Linked DNA regions of Homo sapiens: regions 1, 2, 4, 5, 6 and 7 are each linked to region 3. The links are chromatin contacts, found by Hi-C or POLR2A ChIA-PET in ENCODE. All regions are on one chromosome and are shown on one strand. Each heading gives the region's core, a stretch centred on a gene start or an enhancer-like site at or near the end of the contact. The rest is flanking DNA. Distances are from core to core; before and after follow the strand shown. Region 1 holds the start of DBP (D-box binding PAR bZIP transcription factor). Region 2 holds the start of SYNGR4 (synaptogyrin 4). Region 3 holds the start of RRAS (RAS related). Region 4 holds the start of LIG1 (DNA ligase 1). Region 5 overlaps LMTK3 (lemur tyrosine kinase 3). Region 6 holds the start of SPHK2 (sphingosine kinase 2). Region 7 holds the start of LMTK3 (lemur tyrosine kinase 3).

Region 1 (2,700 bases), core at 46-2,545, 1.0 Mb before region 3:
TCCAGAGAAAGAGGGGACGGGGGGTCGGAGAGGAGAGACGGGAGAAAAAGGGACGGAGACGCAGAGTGGGAGAGAGACCCAGAAAGAATGGAGACGGGGGTGGCAGAGACAGGTGGACAGATTCACAGAGATGGGGACAGAATGCCGGGAAGGAATAGACACACAGAAAGACAGCGAACCAGAGAAAGAGAGACGGAAGTTCAGGAATAGGGGGGCAGGGACAGGGTAGGTGGAGGGTTGGGCAGGTGAGAGAAAAAATGACAGCTCTGTAATTTCACTGTAATTACCCAACCCCCATCCCCTGCGCGCTGTACCCCCTTCCCCTCCCCCACCATCTGTAAGGGGCAGGAAGGGGCTCTATTCCTGGGGCACATCCCTCATCCCTAGACTCCATGTGACCCCATGACGCCCCGCCCAAGCCCGTGTCACCACCGTGTGAGCACCCGACACACCCCCTCCCTGGGACCCCAGGGGTCCAGACTCCCGGACCAAAAGGAAGAGGAGGCTGGGGCCTACACTCTTGTGAACTAAGCGGGGAGGACGTTGGGGACGTTGGTGCCTGGGTCCTTAGGGTGGACGGGCTTCAGAGCCGGCGCTTTTGGGTCCTGGGCGCTAAGGGATCTAGGGGCCTAAACACCTGAGTAATTGAGTAGATTAAGGTTGGGAAGATGGACTCCCCGCACGCAGGTTTCTATGGGACCCCACCCCACGGCACCTGAGTCCCTAAGGGGGTAGGGTGTCCGAAGTGGGTGAGATGGGGGTTAGAACTCACAGCTGGCCGGCTCTTTGGGCTTGCTGGTCCCCTGCAGAAGGCTCCGCAACCCAAGCAGCGCTCCCCCGCCAGGGGGTGTCCCGGCCGGGCCGCCCAGCAGCAGAGGGGCCGGGGTCCTGTCGCTCACAGGCCGCGCCATCGCCTGGCACCTGCCCCCAGGCTCACGGGTTCATGGAGAGGCGAAGGGCTGGCCTGCCAGTCACCAGCACACTCCAGTGGTTTGGACGAGTGTCTGCCCAGGGGCGGGCGAGTGTAGCCTGCAACCCTCCAGTATCCAGAACGCTGCAAATCCTAGGAGCGACGGGGATTTGAGGTCCTCGGTGCAGAAACGTGCAACTCAAGAGGGTCCCGGGAGATCATGCAATCTGGGCGAGGGGGTGTCCAGATCAAGCGGTCGGCTCTTTGCAACCGAGGGTGAGAGGGGACTCAAGGCGCTCCTTCTACAAGGTGGGCGAGCCTGGCTCTTGCAAAATCTGCAGCTCTCGCAACGGAAGGCGCTTTGCAATCTGCACCGAGAGGTGTGCGCGGAGGGGCGGAGGAGGGGGCAGGAGGAGGCGGCCGCCTTGAGGCGTGGCCAAAGCAAACTTCTTTCGCGGAAAAAAAAATCCAAACCAAAACACCCGACGCCACAGCGCGCGCCCCTCCTCCGGGTCCCCGCCCGGCGCGTCCAGCCCCGCCAGCCTCTATGGGCATGCAACCCAGCCGCGTGCCTCCCTCCGGCTGCAAACACGGACCAATCGTCTCCGACACCTTGAGACGCACAGCCAATGGGGCCTCTGGGTCCGCCAGGGCCCAGGAGGGCGCGTGAGGGGCTCAGCGCGTGAAGTTGCCTTGCCTTTCGGTGGGAGGCGGGACACTGACCTACATTTGCCCAATGGGAGGCGGTACTGGGGGGCGGGACCGTGACCCAGTTTGGGCCAATGAGGCAGGCGGGAGGGGGAAGCACATGGCTCTGCTCGTGCTGCCTGATGGCGAGGGGGGTGATGGGGGGAAAAGGGGCGCCGCTTAAAGGGGCCGCGGTCCTAAAGATGGTTTTGAGAAGCAGGAAGCCAAAATACCGAGAGCGGAGGTTTAGAAAGAGGAAGATTGGTTTCCGGAAGAAGTCTGTTCTTTAATACCCAAATGTTTCCCCACCGCGCCTAGAATCAGACCACTGAGAAAACAGGAAGTATTCTGTCCCTTTAATAGCTTTGTTTTAGGGGTAACTCCCCTCGCCTTGTGGGGAGGCTTAGGACGGGCGGGTGCAATCCTCGAAGGGGAGTCTCAGCGACCATGGGGGACACCATCCACTGTAAGACAGAGAACAACGGCAGGGGGCGTCAGTATAGGATGGAAGGGGCGGGGGGTGTGCAGGGGGCGTGGGCTGCGCCGCGCTGGGCCCTACCGTCGGAAGTCTGCGAGCGGGGAACCAGAATGTACTAGGTCGAGAAGCACTGGGCTGAACCACAAGAAGCCAATAGGAGGGGGGAATCGGGACGTCCAGATTCAGCAGTAGGCTGAACTACTTGAAGGTCTTCATGGGGGGGGGGGGGTGTGGACTGTACCATGTTGCGAAGCCGGGGGTGTGTGAGATTCCTGGGCTAAACCACAGGGAGGCAGAGGTGGAGGGAAGGGGTTGTACCTTGTAGATTCTCAGTAAGGGGGAAGGGAGCATCAGATTGTGGAACAGCGTAAGGTAGTACGACTTGGAAAGGGAGAGAGGATCCAAATTGTACCATTTTGGAAATTCACAGTAATAGGAAGCACAGAACAGTAGGTAATTGGACCATAGGAAGGCAGGGGTCAAGGGTTATAGACCAAGTTACAAAGCAGTGAAGAGGAAAGACAAATCGTGGGCTAGCAATGGCCTAGGGCTGGCAGGTGGACTGTACCACATAGACATGTAGGGAAAGAGAGAAAAAGAGACAGCTCACGAGGCTAGACCATAT
Region 2 (2,700 bases), core at 168-2,667, 1.3 Mb before region 3:
GTTGTGACTTTATAGGTACAATTATTATCAGGTAGTAGAAATAGTAATGATGAGGATGATTACTATACCCATCTTAAAGAGGGAAAAACCATGCCCCAGAGAGTGCCTGTTCAAGCCCTCAGAACAAGCCAGAGTTGGGAATGGATGCTGCGTCTGCATCTCGGAGACCTGGCTCCTGCATTCCAGCTCATCTCCCGCCCACTAGGGAAACACGAAGGGACCCGGGAACTACAACTCCCAGGAGGCGCCAGGGCAGCTCTCTGCAGCAACTAGGGCCCTGCCGCCGCGAAGCCTGCTGGGAGCCGTAGTCCCCAGGCTCTTGGGCCTGGGACAGGCGGTACCTGTATTAGGAGGCGGAGCAGCTGCTCCTTGGAGAAGGGAATGAAGCGCTCGCGGTACTGCTGGGCCCAGTCGCGGGGCTCCCTGGGGTTCCACATCTTGCGATACTCCCCCATTTTGGCTGCCAGCGATGAGAGGGCCCGGGGGGGCCCGAGGAGCGCGGGCAACAGTGGCCATACTCGGACCCTGGACCCCCAGACCCCCCGGGTCACATGCAGCATGGCTAGACCCTTTCCCCGGAGCCTAAACAGAGGAAAATGGGCAGGGGTCAAAGGCCATCTAGAGGAAAAGCGCCCTCTCCACCTCCACGTCCCACCCTCCAGAAGCCGTCTCTACCCCAGGCAGGGCGCAGAGCCCATCCGCTCGCCTCAAAGCCCCTGTTGCCTGTCCCCTTCCCACACTGCTCAGTTGGCCTGGGTCCCAGACAGGGGTCAGAGGTCTTAGGTTCTGGGGCGTTTTTCAGGCCCAGAGACCCTGTAGTGGTACAACGTTTCTTTGGGGTCTAGACAGCGAGGTAGATCTTAGGAGAGCAGGAAATGCTCGTAAAGGTTACCTAGGGGGTGCAGGGCCGCCCTCCCTGGCCATGCAATCCCCCGATTTCTCCCTCACCTTAGCCAAAGCTCGACTGTCATTGAGCCTCCTGCGCATGTGCAGGAGGGCGTCCTGGGCTCCCGAGGTTCGGCTTCACCCAGCAGTAAAACGCATGCGCAAAGCTTCGGTCAATGCGGGCTGTCCATTTCTCACCGCCGACTCCCTACATCAACTACGCATGCGTTGCCTGCCTTTCTCCACCGCCGGCCTCGTTTGGGCGCGACGCATGCGCCGCAGGAGTGTCTCCTTGTCAGCTTGCTACAAAGGGAAGGGGCGGTGTGGACGCGAGACTCCCTAGAGGGATGGGGCGGGGTAGGGCTCCCGCGCGCAGTCCGCCAACGGCGCGCAGTCCAACGTTCGCCGAGGCCACGCCCCGGCTCGTGTCAGCTCCTGAGTAGGCGGAAAGAGGGAGGGGGCGGGACTTGGGCGCAGCCAATCAGCTGTGGAGGAGCGAAAAGGCGGGAAAAAGCGGAACCAAAAGAAGGCTGAGGTGGCGCTAGGGACCAGGAGGGGTGGGGGTGGCGAAAGGAAGGGCGGGCCCTCAGGTGACGCAGATTGGCCCTCCAGAGAAGGGGCGGCCCCTTCTCAGGTGCCGTCACCCCCAAACCTCAGCACTGCCATTCCAGGTCCTTAAAGGGGAGACCGCGATTCTAAGAAGGTAGCCCAGTGCCGGGGCGTGGCCTCATTCTGAGGTTCCCCACAAATCCGAGGTCCCGACTCCCAGCTTGAGGAGGTGCACTTCCGTGAAAATGGAGCTGAATTCGAAAGGGAGGCCCTTATTCTGGGAAATGGCCCCAAGTGACAAGGACAGCCTGAAATATGCCCTGAGATACCTGGGTTCTCCACGAAGGGTGCTGTCACCCCCAAACCTGAAAGGGATTATTCGGTTTCAGACCTCCCAGGGGCTCTGATCTCAATGGCCGCACCCCCTAGTCCCCAGAAAGTCCCACCTGTGTCCTCTCACAGAAGGACCCAGTCCCTCTGCAGGCCCTTCAGCTCCTGGGTCACAAGACGTGGTCCCCAAATATCCCAGCCCTCCCCTGCACTCCACCTCTGGGATCCCTGACAGCCCTCTCGCCCAACAACCCCCTCAGCCCACATTCCTGACTTCTGGAACCTGAAGCAGCCCCTTCACTTATGTCCCCCACTCCTGGGACCCCCAGAATCACCCTCACCCCAGGCCCTCACCTCTCTGGAATCCTCCATAGACCCCCTTAACCCACACCTCAACCCAGGGGACCCTTAGCGACTCTCTCATCCTGCACCTCCACCTCTGTGACCCCTGGCAGCCCTCCCCACACGACACCTTGCCTGGGACCCCTAGTATCCCCATCCTATGCCCCCCTCTCCTGGGACCCCCAGAAAGCTCCCTCACCACACACAACCCCATTCCTGGGAACCCCCAGCACCCGCATCCTATGTCCCCCACTTCAGGGACCCCTAGCAGCCCTCTCCACACAACACCTTTCCTGGGACCCCCCAGAACCCCCATCCTATGCCTCCCACTTCTGGGACCCCTAGTAGCCCCCTCACCACACAACCCCATTCCTGGGACCCCCAGCACCCCCATCCTATGCCCCCCACTCCTGGGGCCCACAGAAGCCCCCTCAGCACACACAACCTCATTCCCTGGGACCCACCTGCACCCCCATCCTACGTCCCCGACTTCTGGGGCCCCTGACAGCCCATTCACCCCACACCCTGACTCCTAAGAGGCTCAGCAGTCCCCTCACCCCACACAACTCCATTCCGGGGACCCCCCCCATCCCC
Region 3 (2,700 bases), core at 54-2,553:
ATTCAGGGTTTCTGAGAGGGGCTCAGGGAGTTGCAGCGGAGAAAGCATGGGATGGAGGAGGGGCTGGTTTTCCTTGGGGGTGGGGTGGGAGAGTGGAGGTTTGGGCCTCCGGGAATGGGGGATTGTCAGGACTTGGGGTCTTGGAGATTTCTGGAATGGCCAAGGGGCAGGATGTCTTTTTAAATCTCGGGTCGGAGAGCAGGACTCTCTTAGGACTGGGTAGTCCCAGAAGAGTCTCAGGGCCAGGGTCTGGGTAGAATTTCTAGATTCTGGGGGCAGTCATGGAAGGGGCTAAGAATCAAACGTGGGGCCGGGCACGGTGGCTCATGCCTGTAATCCCAGCACTTTGGGAGTCCAAGGCAGGCCGATCACGAGGTCAGGAGTTCGAGACCAGTCCAATATGGTGAAACCCCGTCTCTACTAAAAAATACAAAAATTAGCCAGGCATGGTGGCACTCGCCTGTAGTCTCAGCTACTTGGGAGGCTGAGGCAGGAGAATTGCTTGAATCCAGGAGGCAGAGGTTGCAGTGAGCCAACATCGCACCACTGCACTCCACCGCACTCCAGCCTGGGTGACAGAGTGAGTGAGACTCTGTCTCAAAAAAAAAAAAAAAGAAAAAAAAGAATCGAACGTGGTGGAATCTCAAAGGTGCTGGGCACTGGCATTCTCCCAGGAAGGCTCTCAATGGCTTAGAGGGGAAGTTGGGGACTGGGATTTGGGGGAGATAGGGCTCAGGGTGGTGGAAGGTGGCACCAAGGGCGTGGTGGGGGTCCTGGGAGTGCTTAGGGTCCGAATGGGGTGAGTATTTTGTATTTAGCATGCTCCCAGGAGGTGCTCAAAGCCAGGTCAGCAGGTAAGCGGGGTCTTAGGCACTGGGAGAGGGAATAGTGGGTCTCGGGATGCGAGTGCAGAAGGAAGGGTCCCCCGTGCAGGGGATGGAGGCTCTCCAAGAGTTTAGGTTACAATCTGTGGGGATCTTTTAAGATTAGAGGGCCTTATAGGAGGGTCTCAGTGATGGGTCAAGGGGGAAAAGGGGTCTCGGGGATCCCCCCAAGGGCTCAGTTCTGGGTCCCGGGGGACACCCTCCCGGGTGAGGGCCCACTACCTGGATGAACTGGATGGTCAGCGCGCTCTTGCCCACGCCGCCGCCGCCCACGACCACCAGCTTGTGTGTCTCGCTGGGCGGGGGGTCCCCGGGCCCAGGTCCCCCGCCCCGGGGCCGCCCCCGCCCTGTCCCGGACGCCGCCCCGCTGCTCATGTCGCCACCGCTGCTGCTGCCTTCGCTACCGCCTGCGGGGGAGCCGGGCGGGACCCGGGGGGGCGGGCTACGCTAATGAGGCTACTGCATAATCATGAGCTCTGGCAAGGAGGGCTCGCGTCTCCGGACACTTAAGGAGGGGGACGGGCCAAAGAAAGGGAGGAGCTATGTTAATAAGGGAAAGGGAACGGCGTTCGCTGCGAAGGGGAATTCCGAATGAGGCGGGGCTATGCTAATGAGAGACCTGTGCTTTGCCCTGAGCGGCGCCACGCGCTCTCAGCGGGAGGGCGGTCTGTGGGCGTGGCTATGCTAATAAGAATTTATTCTTTCAGCAGACGGGGCGGAAAGTTCCTCAGGGGAGGGGCTATGCAAATAAGGACCCCTGTGACACTGCTGCTTGGGGCATCGTCTCCGAGGCCTTAGTATGGTAGGCGGAGCTCGTCGACTCGCGCGCGCGGCCGTATATAGGGCGCTCCGAGGAAGCAGCAGGTTTTGAGGAGTAGCTCCACCTCCCTCCTGGGATCCTAGCCAAGCTTTCGACCCCGGCGTCTGGGTTAGAAGCTAGAGTCTCCGCCCGCTAAGGGACCCAGGCTTCCGGTTCCCGCTGTCCCAGCCAAGCGGAAGACAGACTGGGAGGAGAGTGGGGCCCTAGAGGGGGACAGCAGGGTAACGGGGCAGGGAGGGGCCGTGAGATCACTGCATTCCTAATCCATGAGCCAGCTCGCCCAAGTAGGGATGCCTGGGTCATGAAGAGCCTGGGGCCAGGATTTCTGGGTCTTGAAGGAGAAGGAAGCAGAGGGCCCAGACTCCTGGGTCCTTAGGAGAAAATGGGGCTGGAGATGTGGACTCCTGGGTCCTGGGGAGGAGGGTGTCAGGGAGGAAGGTAGACAGGTTCCTTCGTACTAGGTTCGGTAAAGGAGGGAGCCGGGGGCCTGGACTCTTAGGTCCAGGAATTGGAGAGGCTGGGGACCCAGGATTCTGGATCCGAGCGAGGGCACTGGCTTGGGGGGACCCGAATTCGTATGTGAGAGCTTGAGACCAGGACTAGTCTGGGAGACCGACTCTTGGATCCGAGGAAGGAAGAATCAGACTCCTGAGTCGGAGGGAGGAGGGAAATAGGAGTCTGGACACTGCTCTGAGTGAGAGGATTCGGAATTCAGACTTCTCTGTACTGAACGAGGCGGCTATGGGGTCGGGCTTCTAGGTTCTAAGTTTATTTTTATTTGTTTATTTTTGAGACGGAGTTTCCGTCTTGTAGCCCATGCTGGAGTGCAATGGCGCGATCTTGGCCCACTGCAACCTCCGCTTCCCGGGTTCAAGCGATTCTCCTACCTCAGCCTCCCGAGTAGCTGGGATTACAGGCGTTAGCCACCACGCCAGGCTAATTTTTGTATTTTTAGTAGAGACTGGGTTTCACCATGTTGGTCAGGCTGGTCTTGAA
Region 4 (2,700 bases), core at 150-2,649, 1.5 Mb before region 3:
TGTGAATTATATCTCAATAAAGCGGTTACCAAAATGAAGAGATAATGACAGGAAAAATATCAAGTAAGGATGAAACAGTACTCAGTAATAAAAAGAAACGAAGCACTGATACAAGCAACAACTTGGGTGGACCTCCAGGGCATTGTGCAGAGTAGAAAAAAGGTAACATCCTAATAATATATGATTCCATTTACATAACAATCTCCGAATGACAAAACTAGAGATGGTGAACACATTAGCGGTTGCCAGGGGCCTGGGGAGGAGTTCTTATGTGGAGAGGGAACTGTTCTATATCACAATTACGATGGGGGTTACACAAATCTATACAAGGAATCAAGCTGCACGGGCACACAGATGCACAATCACACTCACACCACACAAACTGGTGAAAACTGAACAAGGTCTGTAATCTAGTTAACAGAACTGTATTGATGTCAATTTCCTGGTTTCGATATTGGGACTACATAAGATGTCACCATTAGGGGAAGATGGATATACTCTTTTCACAACTTCCTTGAATCTATAATTATTTCAAAATAAAAAGTAAAAACAAGAGGTAAGCTCCATCCCTTTATCAAGCATACATTAGGCCAGACGTCTCCCCATTCAGATGATTCTCCATCTTTTACGAGCCCTTTACCTAGACCTGGACCTTACCACTGACCTCTCCCTGACACCACCCATCTCCCTCCAGTAGGGCCCACTCCTTCCAGGTGATGCTGCTGCCCGCGATTTACCTTCTTCTAGCCCCGCCCCCTCAGCACTTCCAGGTGGCCCCCGCCCCCTCAGCACTTCCGGTTCCCAGCCAGCCCCACCCTTGGCACCTCCCCCTTCCAGGTGGCCCCGCCCACACGCAATCTTTTCCCCGGCCCCGCCCCTTAGCTCCCTTCAGCCCCTCCCCCTCCCAGATAGCCCCGCCCCCTCGGGGGGCCTTCCGATTTCCAGCTGGCCCCGCCCACACAGTTTTCCCCCCCCCGGCCCCGCCCCTCAGTTCCATTTGGCCTCTCCCCTTTCCAGGTGAACTCGCACCTCAAGGCCTCTTCTCAGAGGACCTGTCCAACTGTCTCTGTCTCTCGTCTACCCTCTACCTGGCCCCCCTCCCTCTGGGAGACACCTCTCTGCACTCTCCGGCGGCCCGCAGCCCGCGCTCTTCCGTCTCCACCGCGCTCTCGGCAGCCTCAGCGTCCCCACGCCCACTCCTCTGCAGACACCCCGACATGGCGAAGCATAGGCCCCAAGCATTCGGCGCACCCGCCGCCCTCCGCCTCCCATCTGCTTGCGGACGGCCCCACTTGCCTTGCGTTGGTCCCGCGCGCCGCTGCCCGGGCAACACACTCAGATCCGCCAGGCGCGCCTCTGCAGTCCCAAGTTCGCGCCACGGCATTCGCGCGCAGACGTCTGCGGGCGGGGGCGGGGCAGAGCCTAGGGGCGGGACCTGGGCACCGTCCGCACCGCCGCCGTCGCGCGGAGGACACTGGGAGTCGTAGTCTCCCGAATGGGAGGAGGGCGGGAAAAGGGGTGAAGTGGGGCGAGCCCTCCCGCAGAGCACACTGGGAAAATGCCCGCGCTTTCCCTCGCCCTGGATGAGCGGGTGTGGCTGAGGGTCTGAGGAGTGACTGGCAGGGAAAGAGGAGGAATCGGTGGAAGCGCCCCCGCGAGGCACGGCGGGAAGAGAGGCGGGAGACCGCGCGGGGCATCCCGGGAGCAAGGGCCGGGCCAGGCCTGGGCGCGGGGCATTGTGGGAGGTGGACGCCGCTCCGGGGCGGGTAGGTGAGTGGGGAGGGGCGGGAAGGGTGCACATCTTGGGGAGGGGAGAGGCACAGCTAGGTGGGACGGCGGGGCTGGAAGGTGCCGCAGCGGGCGGGGAGGGGGGGAGTAGGAGGGTCGGGAGCGGGCTGGATGGGGCTGCTCGAGGGGAGACGCGCAGCTGGACGTGGGGGGAGCATCTGGGGTGAAGGAGCCCATCCGAGGACGAGGGGCCATGTCTAGAACGAAGATGCATATTGCGGGGGATGGTGGATGTAACTGGGAGGAGGGGCCCACAGCTGGACTGGGGGCCGCATCTGAGGAGGAGGGGACCACAGGTGAATACTGGTGACACTTCCGAGGAGAACTAGCCACAAGTGGGGCACACACCTGTAGGCGAAGCGTGGATAACTGCATGTGGGGAGTACATCTGGAGATGAGAGTGTCTCAGGGAAGCCCCAGCTACAGCTGCATGTGGCGAGCCATAGGGTCATAATCGGGGGAAGGGGCAACAGCTGCACGCCAGAGGCACATCTGGGGAGTGCGGAGCCACAGGTGCATGAAGCATGTGACCGGGTGAGGGGTCCGTGGCCTGGATGTGGGAGCACATCTGGAGATGGAGCGTCTTTGGAGGGGTTACAGCCAACTGTTGGCACATGGAAGGAGGAGTTCCAGATGAATACGAGAGTTAGAAGTTACTCTTGGGTGAGAGACACAGCTGGAAGGGGAGGAGGTTTTAGCTGGAATTTGAGAACACATTTGAGGAGATGTCCTTAAGGGACATCTGAGCTTAAGGGTCGTATTTTGGGAGGAGAGATTCCAACTGTACCTAAGGGTCACATCTGCGGAGGAGGAGACGAGTTGGAATTAGGAATCAAGATGACAGGCTCCAAGTGAACCAGGGATAAGGCGGTGGGAGGAGGCCAAAGATAGGATGGAGGTTGATATTTATAT
Region 5 (2,700 bases), core at 66-2,565, 1.1 Mb before region 3:
TAGGAATCCCAATTTGTAATCACTGACTCGCACGCTCTGGAGAGGTGGCTGGAGCCCCTAATCTGGCTTCGAAGCCTTGGGCCAGCCTTAACCTCAACCTGGCCAGAGGCTCCTTTCCTGACAGCGGAGCCCCGCGCACAGCTAAGTAGCCCAACGCAGGGATTCTCTCCTGGCTCATTAACGTGAGGCCTCCACCGGATCCCCTAACCCAAAGCGATCTCCATAAGCCCCACCCCGTCCACGTCAGTCCCACCCACCTCTGAGATCTTGACCTGCTCCAGTGGCCCTCCCAACCCCTGCCCCATCCTGAGCGCATGCCGTGCTGGATGCTGTGACCCTGCCCCTGAGCCCTCCCTCAGAAGTAGACCTGCTCCCGCCCTCCAAGTCCCACCCCTCTGAAAACATTTCAGTGGCCCAGGCCCCAGTTCTTGGCCTTGTTTCCATTCCTTTCATAATCTCAGCCCAGTATGCCCGCCCCAGGTTCATCTAGACAAGGTCCCAGTTCCTCAGCACCACTCGCCCTCCCTTTTTCTCTTCAACACCATATCCTGTGTTTTTCTTTTTGTTTTAGACAGAGTCTCACTGTCGCCCAGGCTGGAGAGCAGTGTTGTGATCATGGCTCAATGCAGCCTCAACCTCCTGGGCTCAAGCGATCCTCCCACCTGAGCCTCCTAAGTAGCTGGGACTACAGATGCGCACCACCACACCAAGATAATTTTTTTCTTTTTAAGAGACGAGGTCTCGCCATTTTGGCTAGGCTGGTCTCGAACTCTTGACCTCAAGTGATCCTCCCGCCTCGGCCTCCCAAAGTGCTGGGATTACAGGCGTGAGCCACCCGGGACAGGCCTAACTCTTAACACATTCCTCAACCCATCTCTCTAAAGACCCGTCCCAGTCGTTAGGTTCGCTCATCCCTGACCTCACCCCAGAATACGTTAAGACTGCCTGCTCCATCTCTGAAGCCCACCTGCAGCCTAGCCATGGCCCTTCCCTAGTGGGTAAGATCTGCTCCAACCCGAACCAGCCTACAGACACTAGAACTCTAGTCAACAAACCATGCCCAAACTCTCACTAGGCCCCTTCACCATCCAGGCCTCTTCTCAACACTTCCTCCCTAGCCTCTCCAGGATCCCATACTTGACTACCCAGTACCCCCTCTTTCCTTCCAGACCCACACTCTCTCTCCAGACCTCTCCTCGCCCTCTAGACCACGCCCCCGTCACAAGCCCTGCCCTCACCCTAGGTCCCGCCCCAGCTCTAGGCTCGGCCCATACTCCTGGCCCTGCCCCATTGCCAGGCCCTGCCCTCACACTCAAAGCCTCCTCCCATCTTCCTAGTCCCGCCCCATTTCCCTGACCAGTCTCTCCCCAGACCCCGCCTTCACCCCTCAGGCCCTTCCCGCGCCCTGCTCCATCCGCCCCGCCCTAGGCTCCGCCCCCATTCCAGCCTTGGATTTTCTCCAGGCCTCCTCTTGCCGCGCCACAGACTTGGCCTCCCTCAGGCCCGGATCCAGACTCTGTCCCGATCCTAGGCGCGGTCTCCTTCCAGGCCCCGCCCCCGCTCTAGGCTCAGCCTGCCTTCAAACCCTGCTGTAGACCCCGCCCCACCCTAAGCTCAGCCTTCGTCTAGGCCCCGCCCCAGGCCCTGCACCTCTAGGCTCGACCTCCCTCCAGGCCCCGCCCTGGGCTCCGCCCCCCAGCCCGCCCTCTCCCTGGGCCCCGCCCCACTCTAGCTCGGCCCCGCCCCAGGCCCCGCCCCACTCTAGATTGGGGCTCCCCTTAGGTCCCACCCCAATTCAGCTTGCCCTCCCTCCAGGCCCCGCATCACTCCAGCTCGGCCTCCCTTCAGGCCACGCCCCACTCTAACTCGGCCTCCCTCCAGGCCCCGCCCCACCCTAGCTCGGCCTCCCTTCAGGCCCCGCCCCACTCCAGCTCCGCCTCCCTCCAGGCCCCGCCCAACTCTAAGCTCGGCCTCCCGCCAGGCCCTTCCCGGCTCTAGGCTCCTGCTCCCTCCAGGCCGCGACCCCGAAACCGCGCCCTCTCGGGTTCCGCACCTGGTCGAAGAGGTAGACGGTCACGTCCCCGTGGAAGGAGACCATCTTGCGCTTCCTCTCCAGCTCGCTGTCCTCTGGCTCGTCGGCCCCGCGCGGAGACTTGAGCAGCCCCCGCAGCGGGCGGGCCGCGTCCGCGTCGGCGCTGCTCACCACGACGGGCACCGGGGCTGCTCGCGCCCTCCCGGGGCCCCGCGGCCCCGCCGCCGCGCCCGGCGCCGCCGCCTCCTCGTCCTCCTCCTCGTCCTCGTCCTCGTCCTCCCCGTCCTCCTCCGCCGGCCCCGGCGCTCCCGCCCCGCCGGCCTCCCCGCCAGCCGCCCCGGCGTCCGCGCCCTCCCACGGGGGCCGCCGCGGGCCCGGCCCCGGGAATGGCGTGAGCGTGAGCGGCGGCAGCGCCAGCGAGAGCCGGGAGAGCCTGGCTGCGAGGGGAGAGACCTGGTGAGCCCCTGTCCCGGTGAAACTGAGGCAGGCCCTCCCACCTAGCTGTGTGGCCTCAGATAAGACCCCCGCACAATCTGGGCCTCAGCACCCACTTTGTGAACGGAAGGGCTGCACCAGGGCTTCTCCAGGCAGGGTGGGAAAGGTCCTCTCCAGTGCTCAACCTCCCCAGAGCTCCCCAGTGCCAACGGCTTTAAGCCGCAACTTCCCAC
Region 6 (2,700 bases), core at 3-2,502, 1.0 Mb before region 3:
ACCTAGCAATACTACTAGAACCACCTCTCCTACAGCATCAGTCAATCCAACAACCCTTACCAAATAGTGTCTTTTTAAAACATCGTTTTTAAAGTGGAGACAGGGTCTCACAATATTGGCCAGGCTGGTCTTGATCTCCTGGGCAAGGAATCCTCCCGCCTCGGCCTCCCAAAGTGCTAGGATAACAAGCGTGAGCCGCCTCGCCAGGCTCCTACCGCCCTGCTGCCTTTCTGAGCAACTTAAGTTTTTCAGACTGTGTTGACAATTACAAGAACTATTTAATAGCTCCACTTATGCAGCACTTACTGTGTGCAAAACCCCGTGATGAGCATCTCCTGTGAATTATTTCTTCCCAAATTCACAAACTTGTCAGATGAGATTACTGTGTACCCAACGAACAGCCAGACACTGGGGCAAAGGCTCAAAAACCATCACAAGGTGGGAAGGGGCCTGAGACTCAGAGACCTGCCTGGTCCCCAAATCCAGTTATTCGGCTCTCGATCCTCTCACCCGCCGCGGCCCCCATCGAACCCGACTTTTCATACTAGAAAGTGACAGGTCCAGATAAAGGCAGCAAAGCCAAATAACTAAGAGTGGCTGCGGGTCCAGCCACCTGGGTCGGAATCCTGGCTCTGCCACTTCCTGGCTTTGTAAACCCAGTCATATCAGCCTCCGAGTACCTCCACTTGGTCATCTACTAAGTGGGGGCGGTAGGCTATGACTGACCCATCCCTGCTTTCCTGGCCCCCAGAGTAGGTCCCCAGTATCGGGAATTGCTCCCTCCGGGCAGCCGCAGACCCCCTGCCGCCCTCCAGCGTGCCCCTAGCCCAAAACCACGGCGGATGGCAGCGGATTATCCAGCCCCGAACGCCGCAAAGCGAGCTCACCATGATGGCGCCTCCTGCTCGGCCAGGTCCGGAAAGAGAGAACGGGCTGGGGTGGGCGGGGAAAGCCTCAAGCGAGTGGCGCCGCCGTGACGTCACATGGGTGCGACGCGGCGCTCTACCACGATCCGGACTTCTCTGTGGTGAGTTGGACGACTGACTAGCCGGGCGATAACGGCAGAGAGCATAGAGCGCAGGAACAAGCGCAACGTCCAAGAGGGAAGGGCCAGCACGTCGGGGGCCTCTCTGGCCCTACCCAGGCCGTGTTCTCGATAGCTTTCCGGAAGAAAGGGATCTGGGAGCGAGATGCGTGTAGCTAGCACGATGCGTCGCGCGGTGACGCTCTGGCCCGACGCCGACGGCCTCTCAGTGGCTCCCGGAGGACCCGGCGGGCCCAGTGTTGGAGGTGAGGAGGCGGGGCTGGCAGGGCTAGTCGGGGCATCTGGAAATTTCCGACCCCACGCTTCGGGCGTTTCCTTATCAGGTTCACCGCTCCCTGATCTCGCGCTGCACTTCGTAGGCGCAGCCGCTGCTTGGGAAGTCCTACTTAAGGTCTAACCCGAGATGATCTTGCTGCACCTCAATCTATAGCATCCTGTATTCCCATCCTTTGAGTTCCGCTTCTCCTTCTCCCCCGGCCCCTAGATGGCCCTTCCCTGACCTAGAAAGAGGGAGACAGAGTTTCATAGGGGAGGCAAAATGGAGACTCCGTGGCTTGGGGGTGGGGGGAATGGAGGCCCAAAGGGTAGGAAGGAGACCTAGAAAGAGGGGTGAGATGGAGACCCAGGGAGAAGTAGTGGCAAAGAAAGATGGTGAGATGGGGCCTTGCAAGGCTATAACCAAATTCAAATCCTGGCTCTGCTAGTTACTAATGGGGTGATTGGGCAAGTCATTTAACCTCTCTGTGATCTTGGGAAAATCACTTAACTTCTTTGGGCCTTACTCTCCTTATGGACAAAAAGGGGATGACAACAGGCCTGGCACACAGGGGTGTTTTTCAGGATTATGAAAGTTAATAAAACTGCTGAGGTCAATATTTTGCACATAATAAGTGCTCAATAAAAATTAGCCTTCACTCCTATTATAGCATACATATTGTGTGCAACCAGATGGACTGGCTGGGGCAGTGATTAAAATGACTTATCTACTCTTCCCCCCACCCGCCAGGGAGGCCCCTGCCTCTTGGTTCTCAGGCACATTGAGCCTGGAAGGGCCTCCTGCAGTTGGCTGTCAATGCTGCTCCTCACTTACCTCTCCTCCACAGAGCTGAAGGTCAGGCCAGGACAGTGAGACCTGACTCCTTGCTCCTACCAGCCTACTATGGCTTAAGACCCAGGGCCAGGGTCCCGTTGATGTAACAGAGCAGAGGACCAGCAGATGAATGGACACCTTGAAGCAGAGGAGCAGCAGGACCAGGTAAGGGACCATCTAAAAGCCAAGATCCTCATACTGTGGAAAGACAAAATCTGAAGCTTTTCTTTAAAAAAAAAAAAAAAAAATTGGAGGCCAGGCGTGGTAGCTCAAGCTTGTAATCCCAGCACTCTGGGAGGCCAAGGCCTGCGGATCACCTGAGGCCAGGAGTTCGAGATCAGCCTGGCCAACATGGTGAAACCCCATCTCTACTAAAAATACAAAAATTAGCCAGGCATGGTGATGCGCACCTGTAATCCCAGCTACTCGGGAGACTGAGGCAGGAGAATCATTTGAACCCGGGAGGCAGAGGTTGCAGTGAGCCGAGATCGCGCTGCACTCCAGCCTGGGTGACAGAGTGAGACTCCGTCTCAAAAAAAAAAAAGAAAAAACAGGGTCTCACTCT
Region 7 (2,700 bases), core at 147-2,646, 1.1 Mb before region 3:
AATCCCCTCATGCACCTCACCTTGAAGCCGACATCGCCCCGTTTGCAGCACAGACAGGTGAGGAGGAGGAAGATGAAGGCCAGCAGGCCGGAGCAGGAAATGAGGACCACAGCGTAGGGAGGAGCCAGAGGAGCCCGGCCCAGGGCGAATCCATCTGTGGGCACAGGGCTGGGCTGGGGTCCCAGCTTCAAGTCCCTGGATACCGGAATCATGCCCCCTCCCGTCCCGGCACGTCTTGGACTACAACTCCCGTGATGCTCTGCGACCAGGGTCCCTTGGCAGAGGTGCAGAGTGGCCCAAGGCATTGTGGGAGTTGTAGTTTGGGGCCTTCCCAAGTGGTTGGATTGGGGGTGGGGTCTCTCTTCTCGTCCCAAACTGGGACCCCCGCCACCTCATCCCACCCCATCCCCTCACCCCAGGCTTGGATGAATTCCAATGAGGGTTGAAGGAAAGAGGAGTGATAGTGAAGTCTGGAGCTTGCAGAATTTAAAATACGCTCCCGTGGACAGCCTCATTACCCCTCGTTGGGGAGGAGGACTAGCTCTCAGCTGCAGGCTGGGAGAAGATTCTTGCCCCATGCTGGAACCCCCCAGTTTGTGGGGTTGAGATCTGTCTCTTTTAGGGACGCTTGGCGCACACCGATGTTCTCTATCCCCAGCCCAAGACCCAGAGAAGGGAACTCCGCAAGCCCTGGGTCTCTCCAGAAGCCAGAGACAGCCTCCCGTGTTGTGTCCCCCTTAGAAATAGTATTCCTGTCCTCTGCCCCCAATTCTCCCAGAGGCCCTGTCCTTCCCCTTCTTCCTGCACACACCAGCACAAACACATGCGTGCACGCATACACACATGTTGCCCAAACGGAGCCCCCTCCCCACCCAGCCCCCAGCCTCCCTCCCACAGGCCCTGCTGACAGAGGCACCGTCCCCGCCGCTCCGGGCCCTGCTGGGCTGCGGGAAGACGCGCACCAGGTGACGGGGCAGGACCCGCAGACAGACCCCTGGGCAGACAGCGAGGCCGCCGCGGGGGTGGGGGCCACCGGACAGACTGATGGCCCGACAGACTCACCGGGGTGGGCCGGGGACGCCAGGCAGCCGGAGGCGGAGACGGCCGCAAGGAGGATGAGGGCGCCGGGGGCAGGCATCTTGTCGAGGATGGCAGGGAGGTGGAGGTGGTGGCGGCTGGGGAGGAGGGGGGGGCGGGCCCTCAGCCCCCAGCCATGGGGACCCGCGCGACCCTGGCCTCCTCCCGGCCCAGGAGAGGGGCAGGAGACGCAGGACAGGGGGAGGGAGGGGCTGCTTGCTGGCTCAGGTACCCCCCTCCCCCTCTTTGAAGGGACAGACGGATGAAGGGATGGAGAGGCGGACAGAGGAGAGATGCTGGGGAGCCGGGGTTGCTGGGGTGGGGGGGAGAGGGTAGGATGGGGGGGGCGAGAAAGAGGGCCCCGCCCCCGAGGGCAGCCAGGATTGGGGGAGCAGAGAGCCTGTCACAGGAAGGGTGGGAGGAGGGAGGATGGAGCGTCGTCATGGCAACTGGCTCCCCCGTAGCATTGGCTGCCAGGAGGGAGGGGAGGAAATGGGAGGGGGAGGGACAGACAGGGACCGGCACACACTTGCAGCGGGGGTGGGGGGGCAGGGCCCACGGGTGCCTGGCCCGGACACCGCTGTGACATGCCACCAGCATGGACACATGTGCTACACGCTAAGATGCAGATGTCAGGCACGCGCAGCCCACACACAGCTGACACACGTCGCAGGGACCCTCATAGACAAGCGCATCACATACAAAGGTGGACAGCCATCAGCAGACGGGGACACGTACACGTCACACACAAAGACGCAGGGACCGCACTGGAAACGCACAGGCAGGCCAGCTTCCAGCACAGATGCACCCGGCCACGCAGGAACGTCAAAGCATCACAAAGACCCACACATGCCCCGGACAAAGTAAAGCCCCAGATCCACAGACGCACACGCCACAGACAAAGATCCCCACGGACACCACTGTGACATGCTGACACTCATAGTCACAGCCACGCAGACAGTCCCTAGACAAATGGGCAACAAAGAATACCCACAGACACAAGTATCACATACATGCACGTCACACAGACATGCACAGACAGCAATTGCACAGACACACGCAGACACACACATCACATGAACTAACATAGACACGGACACAGCAGCTACACAGAGACAGGCACATCACATACATGAGTACACAGAAACATAATACATGCATGTATACGGACACGTAACATGCATCACTCACACGGACACAAGCTTCACTCACATGGATACACACAGACACACTACATACACATGCATGCGGGCACACACAACTCATACATACAGGGCTACATAAATCACATGCAAAAATACACATAAATACACCACACACTGATACATACAGACACATATAACATGCACATATACACAGTCACACATACATAAGCACAGACATAGGCACACAGATCAAATACACAGACACACAGAGTTGCACACATCACATACCTAAACAGACATGGACACACACATCACAAATACACACACCTTTCACACAAGGTTACAAAGACACAGAACCCCACCACAGTCACACATCACATACATAAACACACACTGGCACACATAACACATACAAAGAGTCACACACCCACAACACAGACACAGACACGCGCACAGACACACGGGTCGCAAATACCCA

Evidence for each region. A loop is a pair of places that touch in the nucleus more often than their neighbours do. ChIA-PET counts read pairs that join two places held with the same protein, here RNA polymerase II (POLR2A). Pooled maps may share reads with other maps.
Region 1: a loop to region 3 is called in a map of natural killer cell, with 9 times the contacts of the local background. The contact joins the promoter of DBP here to the promoter of RRAS in region 3. A Hi-C loop is called at or near these places in 3 of 168 maps with a recorded cell type or tissue (heart left ventricle, naive thymus-derived CD4-positive, alpha-beta T cell and natural killer cell), 4 of 37 single-sample maps with no recorded cell type and 12 of 50 pooled maps.
Region 2: a loop to region 3 is called in a map of B cell, with 32 times the contacts of the local background. The contact joins the promoter of SYNGR4 here to the promoter of RRAS in region 3. A Hi-C loop is called at or near these places in 2 of 168 maps with a recorded cell type or tissue (B cell and CD8-positive, alpha-beta T cell), 1 of 37 single-sample maps with no recorded cell type and 7 of 50 pooled maps.
Region 4: a loop to region 3 is called in a map of naive thymus-derived CD4-positive, alpha-beta T cell, with 26 times the contacts of the local background. The contact joins the promoter of LIG1 here to the promoter of RRAS in region 3. A Hi-C loop is called at or near these places in 1 of 168 maps with a recorded cell type or tissue (naive thymus-derived CD4-positive, alpha-beta T cell), 1 of 37 single-sample maps with no recorded cell type and 8 of 50 pooled maps.
Region 5: a loop to region 3 is called in a pooled map, with 19 times the contacts of the local background. The contact joins the enhancer-like site here to the promoter of RRAS in region 3. A Hi-C loop is called at or near these places in 7 of 50 pooled maps. POLR2A ChIA-PET finds 5 or more read pairs at or near these places in 3 of 52 experiments (K562, RWPE1 and WTC11).
Region 6: a map of heart left ventricle shows a loop between it and region 3 (6-fold over the local background). The contact joins the promoter of SPHK2 here to the promoter of RRAS in region 3. A Hi-C loop is called at or near these places in 2 of 168 maps with a recorded cell type or tissue (heart left ventricle and naive thymus-derived CD4-positive, alpha-beta T cell), 1 of 37 single-sample maps with no recorded cell type and 13 of 50 pooled maps. POLR2A ChIA-PET finds 5 or more read pairs at or near these places in 1 of 52 experiments (GM10248).
Region 7: a map of naive thymus-derived CD4-positive, alpha-beta T cell shows a loop between it and region 3 (19-fold over the local background). The contact joins the promoter of LMTK3 here to the promoter of RRAS in region 3. A Hi-C loop is called at or near these places in 2 of 168 maps with a recorded cell type or tissue (CD4-positive, alpha-beta memory T cell and naive thymus-derived CD4-positive, alpha-beta T cell) and 7 of 50 pooled maps.

What each region holds. Positions count from the first base shown.
Region 1 is chr19:48,636,084-48,638,783 of GRCh38, forward strand. It overlaps DBP (D-box binding PAR bZIP transcription factor), which reads right to left and starts at 1,296. Exons shown (of 4, transcript NM_001352.5): 1 at 773-1,296. The coding sequence starts at 911. It overlaps CA11 (carbonic anhydrase 11), which reads right to left. Exons shown (of 9, transcript NM_001217.5): 9 at 1,863-2,061. The coding sequence ends at 2,036. It also overlaps the pseudogene SEC1P. RefSeq lists silencers at 884-1,003, 1,234-1,343, 1,514-1,733 and an enhancer at 2,344-2,513.
Region 2 is chr19:48,362,950-48,365,649 of GRCh38, forward strand. SYNGR4 (synaptogyrin 4) reads left to right here and starts at 1,418. Exons shown (of 5, transcript NM_012451.4): 1 at 1,418-1,588. It overlaps TMEM143 (transmembrane protein 143), which reads right to left and starts at 991. Exons shown (of 8, transcript NM_018273.4): 1 at 949-991; 2 at 342-582. The coding sequence starts at 971. RefSeq lists enhancers at 543-592, 1,073-1,192, 1,563-1,712.
Region 3 is chr19:49,638,840-49,641,539 of GRCh38, forward strand. RRAS (RAS related) reads right to left here and starts at 1,304. Exons shown (of 6, transcript NM_006270.5): 1 at 1,107-1,304. The coding sequence starts at 1,259. It also overlaps a transcript of SCAF1 not described here. RefSeq lists a silencer at 1,041-1,430 and enhancers at 1,151-1,820, 1,821-2,490, 2,491-2,700.
Region 4 is chr19:48,168,945-48,171,644 of GRCh38, forward strand. It overlaps LIG1 (DNA ligase 1), which reads right to left and starts at 1,400. Exons shown (of 28, transcript NM_000234.3): 1 at 1,297-1,400. ZSWIM9 (zinc finger SWIM-type containing 9) reads left to right here and starts at 1,736. Exons shown (of 4, transcript NM_199341.4): 1 at 1,736-1,770. RefSeq lists silencers at 839-908, 939-988, 1,789-1,928 and an enhancer at 882-1,541.
Region 5 is chr19:48,491,641-48,494,340 of GRCh38, forward strand. It overlaps LMTK3 (lemur tyrosine kinase 3), which reads right to left. Exons shown (of 15, transcript NM_001388485.1): 12 at 2,054-2,469. Among named protein-coding and RNA genes, the nearest start is that of LMTK3, 19 kb to the right of the region's middle. RefSeq lists silencers at 1,314-1,523, 1,523-1,714, 1,544-2,023, 2,214-2,263 and an enhancer at 2,276-2,700. Within about 2 kb of position 1,316, at least 26 of the 41 ENCODE cell types and tissues checked have a DNase peak (open chromatin) inside an H3K27ac peak, as active enhancers do.
Region 6 is chr19:48,618,254-48,620,953 of GRCh38, forward strand. SPHK2 (sphingosine kinase 2) reads left to right here and starts at 1,253. Exons shown (of 7, transcript NM_020126.5): 1 at 1,253-1,290; 2 at 2,149-2,300. The coding sequence starts at 2,262. It overlaps RPL18 (ribosomal protein L18), which reads right to left and starts at 925. Exons shown (of 7, transcript NM_000979.4): 1 at 888-925. The coding sequence starts at 890. RefSeq lists enhancers at 1-396, 667-1,346, 1,507-1,596.
Region 7 is chr19:48,510,439-48,513,138 of GRCh38, forward strand. LMTK3 (lemur tyrosine kinase 3) reads right to left here and starts at 1,397. Exons shown (of 15, transcript NM_001388485.1): 1 at 1,063-1,397; 2 at 21-154. The coding sequence starts at 1,138.